2 separate regions of the Homo sapiens genome follow, and region 2 is linked to region 1. A link is a contact called in ENCODE POLR2A ChIA-PET data. All regions are on one chromosome and are shown on one strand. Each heading gives the region's core, a stretch centred on a gene start or an enhancer-like site at or near the end of the contact. The rest is flanking DNA. Distances are from core to core; before and after follow the strand shown. Region 1 has its middle 47 kb from the start of BHLHE40-AS1. Region 2 overlaps ITPR1 (inositol 1,4,5-trisphosphate receptor type 1).

Evidence for each region. ChIA-PET counts read pairs that join two places held with the same protein, here RNA polymerase II (POLR2A).
Region 2: POLR2A ChIA-PET joins it to region 1 with 13 read pairs in PC-3. The contact joins two enhancer-like sites. POLR2A ChIA-PET finds 5 or more read pairs at or near these places in 2 of 52 experiments (PC-3 and naive thymus-derived CD4-positive, alpha-beta T cell).

The regions. Positions count from the first base shown.
Region 1 is chr3:5,024,342-5,029,088 of GRCh38, reverse strand. No RefSeq gene overlaps it. Among named protein-coding and RNA genes, the nearest start is that of BHLHE40-AS1, 47 kb to the right of the region's middle. Within about 2 kb of position 2,433, at least 35 of the 41 ENCODE cell types and tissues checked have a DNase peak (open chromatin) inside an H3K27ac peak, as active enhancers do; they include PC-3, where a contact is called at or near this core.
Region 2 is chr3:4,564,440-4,569,186 of GRCh38, reverse strand. All of the region lies in intron 4 of ITPR1 (inositol 1,4,5-trisphosphate receptor type 1), which reads right to left. It also overlaps the pseudogene LOC124906344. Among named protein-coding and RNA genes, the nearest start is that of ITPR1, 73 kb to the right of the region's middle. Within about 2 kb of position 2,411, at least 6 of the 41 ENCODE cell types and tissues checked have a DNase peak (open chromatin) inside an H3K27ac peak, as active enhancers do; they include PC-3, where a contact is called at or near this core.

The DNA.
Region 1 (4,747 bases), core at 1,184-3,683:
GGAGTTCGAGACCAGCCTGGCCAACACGGTGAAACTTCGTCTCCACTAAAAATACAAAAATTAGCCAGGTGTGGTGGCACACGCCTCCCAGCTACTCGGAAGGCTGAGACAGGAGAATTGCTGGAACCTAGGAGGCGGAGGTTGCAGTGAGCCAAGATCATGTCACTGCACTCCAGCCTGGGCAACAGAGTGAGACTCCGTCTAAAAAAAATAAAATAAAATACAAGAAGGTGATATTGCAGTGATTGTGAGGAGGCACTTTACATAGAACAGCTGCTCTGAAATTTTGTGGTCTCAGGACCATTTACATTCTTTAAAAAAAAAAAACAAAACTATTTTTAGGCGAGGCGTGGTGGCTCACACGTATAATCCCAGCACTTTGCAGGGGCCAAGGCGGGCAGATCACTTGAGGTCAGGAATTTGAGACCAGCCTGGCCAACATGGTGAAACCCCATGTCTACTAAAAATACGAAAATTAGCCCGATGTGGTACTGCATGCCTGTAGTCCCAGCTACTTGGGAGGCTGAGGCAGGAGAATTGCTTGAACCCGGGAGGTGGAGGTTGCAGTGAGCCGAGATCGCGCCACTGCACTCAAGCCTGGGTGACAGAGCAAGACTCTGTCTCAGAAAACAAACAAAAATTTTAATTATTTGTAGTTCAATTATTTAAAAATTATTTTGTAATTATTTTTTAATAATTATTTTAAAATTATTTGTATTCCATTTTTAAATTATTTGTAGTTCATTTAAAAATAATAAACCCATTATATATTTATATATGTTTTATGAAAATAGCTGTATTTTCTAAAACGAACAACAATAAAAGATGAGTGAGTAGAATGCATGGTTTCAATTTTTGCAAATCTCTTTAGTGTCTTCCTTAATAGAAGACAGCTGGCTTCTCAGAGCTGCTTCTGCAGTCCGTCTATTGTAGCGTTGCATGTCGTGTGGTCTCTGGAAAACTCCACCGTGCACATGGAAGAGAAAGAGTGAAAAAGGCAAATATCCTCTTAGTATTGTTAGGAAACTAGTTTTGACTTCACATACTCCCTGAAAGACTTGGGGTCTGGAACCACACTTGGAACTGCTGCTGGGATGCAGTGATGGAGAAAGGGCTCACAGGAGCGCAAGGCCTCAGAGAGGAGTCGTCAACTATGTGAAGACTTCCGGCTTTAAAAAGCATGGAGGTTGTTGCTGGGTGCGGTGGTTCACACCTGTAATCCCAGTACTTTGGGAGGCCAAGGCGGGCGGATCGCTTGAGGTCAGCTCAAGGCCAGTCTGGCCAACATGGTGAAACCCTGTCTCTACTAAAAATACAAAAATTAGCCGGGCATGGTGGCCCACTTCTGAAGCCCCAGCTACTCGGGAGGCTGAGGCAGGAGAATCGCTTGAACCCTGGAAGCGGAGGTTGCAGTGAGCTGAGATTGGGCCACCGCACTCCAGACTGGGCAACAAGAGCGAAACTCCATCTCAAAAACAAAACAAAACAAAAGCATGGAAATTGTACGGTGAGCTTCAGTGCGAATTCCGGTCGTGACTTGGTCTTAGAATAGCTGAGGGACTATGGACAGGTACCCTGCCCTCTCTGAACCTCAGTTTCCCGGTCTGCTTTATGAAAAGAGTGGCCTCTGGCCGGGCGCGGTGGCTCACGCCTGCAGTCCCAACACTTTGGGAGGCCGGGGCTGGCGGATCATGAGGTCAGGAGATCAAGACCATCCTCGCTAACATGGTGAAACCCCGTCTCTATTAAAAATACAAAAAAAAAAAAAAATTAGCAGGGCGTGGTGTTGGGCGCCTGTAGTCCCAGCTACTCGGGAGGCTGAGGCGGGAGAATGGCGGGAACCCGGGAGGCGGAGGTTGCAGTGAGCCGAGATCGCGCCACCGCACTCCAGCCTGGGCGACAGGGCGAGACTCCGTCTCAGAAAAAAAAAGAAAAGGGCGGCCTCTAACATTCCAGGCCGCGCCCCGCCCCCACCCCTCCCAAGCCTCTGGGAGGTTCCAGGAGGGATTTCAGAGCAACTCTTCCTTTTGCCAGCAGAAGGCGATGGAGACCAGCCTTGGCTGGACCACTTCCACCCCAGAGGCTCTTCACCGCCTCCCCATCCAGACCCAAGGTTCCCTAGTGGTCCAGACGGTTTCCTTGGCAGCGCTGGCACCAGGTATCTCAGGCCACCCAGGCTGTCCCAGGGAGGGGGCTGGAGGCACCGAGAGCCCTTCATATAGACCCAGACACGTGGCCAGGTTGAGATGCTGGGATTCTCCCAAACCCAGTCTGGGAGGAGCTGGGGAGAAAGAAGAACGGGTTTGGGCAAAGACACTTCAGCCCCTCCCCCCACACCCCGCGCTGGGCCTTTCGGTGGGAAACCACCCAGGAGCCGTTGACTTCTCACAGGGAAGGCCGGGCGGGGGTGGCCGGAAGGGAGCAAGACGGAGAGAGCGCGGCGCCAGCTCCCCGGGGACCGCCTGCCTGCAGGCGCGAGCCGGCGCTTGCATCAGCGCCTGCCAGGGCAGGGGCAGGGACCACGGCCACCGGCGACGTCAGTCTCTTTCCCAGAAGAATTCCACTTCCTGCGGCCGGGGCCCGGCTGTGAGGGGGCGGGGGGGGGTGGGTTGGTTTCGCAGGATGACACCTCTCGTTTACTGCATCTCCTCGGTCACACACTGTTGTCTAGGAGACCAAGAGCATCCCGGCCGCCTCAGTGAGGCTAACCCGCCCCCGGGAAGTGACCCGGGGCACGGCCCACTCAGGAAGCCACTGGCTCTAGGGTGCAGGCCCCAGGACACTAGGCCACCCACTACAGGTCCTGGATTCTGCCCTGAAGGCACCCGGTGGCCCACCTTCCATATTGTACCTGATTGTCAGGTTTTCAAAGCACACTCGCCTGAGGGTGTTAGAAACAAGCCAGAGAAAACTAAAGCCCAGAGAAGAGCCCTAGGATAGCCTGTCACTGGGAGAGCTGACTTTTCAAGCCTCTGTGATTTGGTTTGGTTTGGGTTGGGTTGGGTTGCGTTTTTTCTTACCTTTCTTGCCATAGATCAGGGTCTCACGAACCTCTTAAGAGTCAATGGCCCGTCCACTATCAGTGAAGCAATATATATATTTTTTTATTTTGTTTATTTGTTGTTGTTTGAGACAGAGTCTTGATTTGTCACTCAGGCTGCAGTGCCGTGTCTCGATCTTGGCTCACTGCAACCTCCGCCTCCCTGGTTCAATCCATTCTCTTGTCCCAGCCTCTCCAGTAGCTGGTATTACAGGTGCATACCACCACGCTCAGCTAATTTTTTTTTTTTTTTTGTATTTTTAATAGAGACAATGTTTCACCATGTTGGCCAGGCTGGTCTCGAACTCCTGACCTCAAGTGACCCGCCCGCCTTGTCCTCGAATAGTGCTGGGATTACAGGTGCGACCCACCACACCCGGCTGCAATGTTTGTTTTAATTACTTTTGGCAAGTATTTCCTGAGTACCCCGAGCGTGCCAGGTGAAGAGAGACGGATAATAACAGCGCTAGCCAGCACGTATTAAGCCTTGCAAAGCTGCACGGGCATGAACTTGTGGCTTCAACACAACCTTATGAGGTAGGTGTTATCCCCATTTTACAGAGTAGAATACCCAGTTAATGTGAGACCAGCTGGGAAGTAAAATCAAATCTGAGTCCTAAACTAGAAGTCTGTACCATTACCAGGCAGCCTTGCAAAACATCAATTAACATGACAGACATGGCCCTTTTTCTTTGGAATTGATGCTTTTTTAGTGCATTTTTAAGACCATGCATTTAATCTTGAATTATGTGTTAAAAATGTGAGATGAGGATAAAAGTAATTCCAAATAAGAAACACATAATAACAGCAATGCAACTAGCATTGAGGCCTACTGTATGCCAAACGCTGTGCCAAAGCCACTACCATTATTACCTCATTTGATACAACAACCCTATGAGGTCAGTTCTATCACTTTGGTCCCTACATTGCAGATGAAGAGACCGAGGCACAGAGGCGAAGTAACTTGTCCATGTCCCAGAGCTGTAAATTAATGCTCAGTAATGAGCAGAATAGCGTCCTGGTCCATGTAAGCACTTAATGCACTTGTACTCGGCTTTGGAAAGAATGGAGAGACTGCAGTGTATACAAACATCCCAGGAAAACCTCATTCATTTGGACCATTTCCGTCTAGATTTTATTATAATTTGAAAGGAGCCTAGGGTCGTGTTCTCTCTTTTTTTTTTTTTTTTTTTCTGCTTGCGGGGAAAAGCTAAGCAAATAGTACAAACAAAGTAAAAATATTTTTGTGGGGCGTTTTAGAATTTAGACGAGATAGGGTGCATTCAGGATAGTATGACCGTAGACACATTTTAGTATTTATAAAGCATTTTCCTACCCAGGAGTTAACTTTATCTTCACAATACCCCTGAGAAGTAGTTAGAACTGGTCATCTTAGTCCCAGTCTACAGGTGAACTCTGAGAATCTTTCTAAAGAAGAATTTCTAACTAGTAAAGAGAACAAATGATCTTTAGGGACTCGAAAGTAAACTACCCACAATAGCTGAGATGTGAAAACAATAAATGAATGGATAAACTAAATCTAGTATGTACATACAATGAAATATTATTCAGCCTTAAAAAGGAATGAAATTCTGGTAAGTGCTACAATATGATGAATGTTGAAGACATGATGCCAAGTAAAATAAGTCAGACACAAAAGGACGGTATTGTATGATTCCACTTATATGGAACACCTAGACTAGACAA
Region 2 (4,747 bases), core at 1,162-3,661, 460 kb after region 1:
TTCTACAAGATAAAAGTCCATGCGCCTTGAAGAGAGCATCAAAGAACCTGCCCCATTCATAGAGTTTGGATATTTGTCTCCACCCAAATCTCATGCTGAAATGTGATCCTCAGTGTGAGGGGTGGGGCCTGGTGGGAGGTGATGGATGGAGTGAGTTCTCTAGAGATCTGGTCGTTTAAGAGCGTGTGACCCCTCCCCATTCTTCTCTTGCTCCTGCTTTTGCCATGTGACATACCTTCCACCATGGCTAAAAGTTCCCTGAGGCCTCCCCAAAAGCTAAGCACAAGCCAGCACCATGCTTATACAGACTGCAGAACTGTGAGCCAATTAAACCTCTTTTCTTTATAAATTGCCCAGTCTCAGTGGTATTTCTTTATAGCAATGCAAGAAAAGCCTAATACACTCATAGAGCCCTCATCAACATTTTCAGCCTCATCTGGAACCATATCCGCCTGACACCTGGCTCCCTCTATTCCAGCCACACAACATGGCTCATTCCTTACTCAAACTATGGACTTCCATATCTCCTTGATTTTGCAGGCTGCGTTACCTTTGCTGGAGTGCCTCTGTCTACCTGGTCACTATCTATCCATGTGGCAAGACTTTCAAGATCTTGAAGCCATCCCTGCCTTCTTAGCCCAGACACACCTCCTCCTCCCACACAGCTCCCTATATTACCAGCCACACTTCACACTGTCAATTAGTTCTTCACACAACTATCTTCCCCTTTTGGGTGAGGTTAGCTCCAGGGAAGAAATAATGCCTTAACCCAACTTGGGATCCCCTGCATCTGGCACATAATAGGTGTTCAGCAAAGCTCTGTGGAGTGAGCAAAGGGGAGAAGAATAAAAGAGAAGTTAAAATAGAAAAAGATGAAAGCATGCAGTCCTAAAAGACAGTAAGGATCTCAGCAGTAGAGTATGCCTAGTTTTTACTTTGTCTCAGTTCCCATCAAAGTTTTTAATTTTGTCTTCTGAGGTTCTCCACAACAACATCACTAGCTACCAGAAAGTTTTAACACAAACTCTATGTAATGACCCTGGCCTCCAGGGCCCAACTATGTAAAAATCACAGACTCTTAATCTCCTTCTCTTCTCAGGTCTGCGCCTTCAGGCTCTCCCATCCCCACCTCACTGCACCGACTTTGGCATAGATTTCAAATCAGTGACCACATACCTGATAAATAATCTACTGAGCAGCACTCTCACCTTAATTACGTGACTTACTGGGAGTGTTGATAGTGTCTATCATTGAACCTCTCACACCTTTAAGAACTAGCTCAAGGTGGGGCACGGTGGCTCACACCTGTAACCCCCACACTGTGGAAGTCCAGGGCAGGTGGATCGCTTGAGCTCAGGAATTCACGACTAGCCTGGACAACATGGTGAAATCCCATCTCTACTAAAAGTACAAAAAAATTAGCTGGGTGTGGTGACGCATGCCTGTAGTCCCAGCTACTCGTGAGGCTGAGGTGGGAGGATCACTTGAGCCCAGGAGGAGGTTGCAGTGAGCCAAGATGGCAGCATGCACTCCAGCCTGGGTGGCAGAGTAAGACCCCGTCTCAAAAAAGAAACCAAAAAAAACTAGCTCAAGCGTCACCTCCCCTATAAAGCCCTCCATGACCCACCTCAGCCCCCAAGCCCACCGCACGTGGTTGACTGTCATCTTCATTCGCCTATCTCTAATCTCAGTTTCGACTTGGAGTCTAGCATGTTCCATGTTATACTGCAAACCATTATCAACATGTCTCCTTTCCTACAACAATTTAAAGTTGCAAGAAAAAAGGACTTGGTCTTCTTAGGCTTTATCATCCCCCCTCCAACCTGGAACATTACACAAATTCAACAAGGTATTACTCTATTAGCAATCACGTCTTTTATCCTGATCACTAGTGCTACAGGAATGGATAAAAAAGAGTAAGAGCTAAAGAAAAATAGTGACAACAAAGTATGAAATTGTCCAGTGTTACTCAGGTAAGAATTGAAGGGGAGACTCCACTTCTCTTCAATTAATGCTAATTGAACACATTACAGACCACACCCTACGAGCTTTCCACATATCAACTTGTTTAACTCTCACAACATTCCACTGAAATAGGTATTATTATCCCCATTTTACAGATGGGGAAACTGAGGTAAAGAGATTAAATGTCTTTCTTGAGGTCATTCAAGTCATAAGTGGCACTGCCAGGATTCAACTCAGGCAGTCTTAACCTACATTGCATTACCTCTCAAGATACACAGCTAGGAGAAAGACTGCAGAATGGAAGATTGCCTAAGCTGAACAGAGAAAGAGAGAGGAAAAGAAGAGAATATGATAAACACTCAACTCTCCTGAGGAGGAAATTAAGAGAGGGAAAACTGGTCCTGACTACTCTTGGTGCCAACAGAATATCTAGTAGTGGCCAAGGCCCAGGCCCAGGTTGGGCTGATTACAGGCCAGAGTTGTATGGGAACAATGAAGGGAAGGTGGAGGAAAGAATCTGCATTGCATTCAGGAGGTTAGGAACCTGGGAAACACCTCAATTTTTGCAGAGTGTTTCAGTGTGTGTGTGTGTGTGTGTGTGTGTGTGTGTGTGTGTGCATGTGTCCCCATTCAGGCTTCCTGGGCCAAATAGTCCTGGCTATTTCTCCCCACTCTCAACTCTGACCTGGCTCTCAACTCTAATTCTATCTGGCCTTACTTGGCTGAACTGACCCACCTATTCCTTACCTTTAAGCTCTTTATTTATTCAGAGCTGAGGTTCCAGGAGCTGATTCAACAGATAGAGGTTTGCTCATAGTAGAGACTGGAATAAAGGTCAATACCTTCTGGGAAAACAACTCCTGTGCAACAAACTACTACTCATACATAAAGTCAGAGTTCATTAAGGTAACTGTCCATCTGAAAAGCAATTATCAGACTCACGAGTTGAGGGTGGCTCTTAGAAGATCTATCCAACAGGGGAAGGAATGAATACAGCCCTGGAAAAATCTGAGGTTCAGTTTCCAAATTGGCTCTGAATTTGGCTTATGAATTCTTACAAGTCATTCACTTTTTGATTTATTTGTCCTCTGAATTTATAGATCTCCTCTCCATCTCCAACATACTTTTATGCAGTTCATTTGAGGATATGTTACAGTTCGTTGTACAGGGATTTGGCTACCAGGAAAATCAATGAGCAAGACGGGGCCAGCATTACGCCACTCAGATTCACTAGGAGTGAAGCTGAACTTCCTGGCACAAACCTTAGGTCAAAATGGCAATAAATGAAAAGGACAAGGAAACAACTGCAGCCCAATGTTCTCAAACATCAATATCACTTTTGATATTAATATACTTAGTGGAACATGAAAATCGCTTTTCAAACCACTTGGACATTCATCTCCAAATTTCTGAAGTTGCACTCAATTTAATTCCCTAGAAGTTGAAATTTTAATTCTGTTTCAATATCAATCACATTTCCACTTAGCATAGAGTCAGCTGTTCAATTGTTTGCAGAATCCAATCTAGTTCAAAAGAGAATTAGTAGCCATTCCGACCTTCGTCTTGGGGAGACAATCAATACAGCCTGCTCTCTGTGGGAACACACTCTCCTGCGGGCCAAGGGGAGATGCTGACCCCAACCAGGAAGGAGAAAGACTGTTTATTTCTTGGCACTAGGAGGCAAAATTTAATTTAACTTTAAGTGTTCATGAGCTTTTCATCCTCAAAGTGCTTCACAAGTATTAACTAATTAATCTTCTCAGTACTGCTGCGTATTACATAAACTCAGGGATAAAGAACAAGGGAGGCATTGAATGGACCAGGTGGTAGAATTAGGAAGATAAGAAACTAACCTCACAATGAGAAACCTTTTACGTGGAGGTGCTATTAGTGGCTAGGGCAGGCTCCAGTGCTAGTGGCTGTGACTATTCTATCAACTCTAGCAGTAAGAAAAATCATGCTGAAACTAGGGCTGCGGTGATGAGCTGAAGGTTCTTTCTGGAACTAAGCCTCAGTTCCCTCAACTGTCAAGTGAGGCTGCTCACAGAACAAACTCCAGAGGGTGCTTATGAGGAATCAACAAGGTGACACATTCAAGATCTTATCACAGAGGAGCCTACCAATGCTCAGTACACACCAGATGTTATTAAATAAAAAAGGGGCCGTGGCTTCCAGGTGTCTGAGCAAAAAATGGGTTAAACAGCTTCAAAATGTTTGCAGGTATTGTCCGTATTTTCATTTGTGAGAGACAATGAGTTTAGCCAAATTATATGCACCTCTTTTATGAACTGAACTGCGTCCCCATTGTAAAATTCCTATGCTGAGTGTTACAGCTCTTTTAGAATTTGTCTAGCGCTGGAAAACCCCTTTTTTAAACTCCTGTGTTGAAGTCCTAACCCTCAGTCGCTCAGAAAGTGTCTGAGACAGTTCAGGCAGCTTAAAAAAATATCATAAATTAAGTGGCCCATAAACAACAGAAATGTATTTCTCAGAGTTCTGAAGGCCTGGAATTCCAAGATCAAGATGCCAGCAGGTTCAGAGTCAGGTGAGGGCCCTAGTTCACAGATGGCACCTTCTTGCTGTGTCCTCCCATGGTGGGAGGAACAAGGGGGCACTAATCCCAATCACCTCTCAAAGTACCCAGCTCCTAACACTACCTTGGTTATCAGGTTTCAACATAGGAATTTCAGGAGGACAAAAACATGCAGAACGTGACTCATTTGGTAATTCGTTCATTACAGTTGTCATTAGTTAAGATGAGGCCATACTGGAGCGGGGTGGG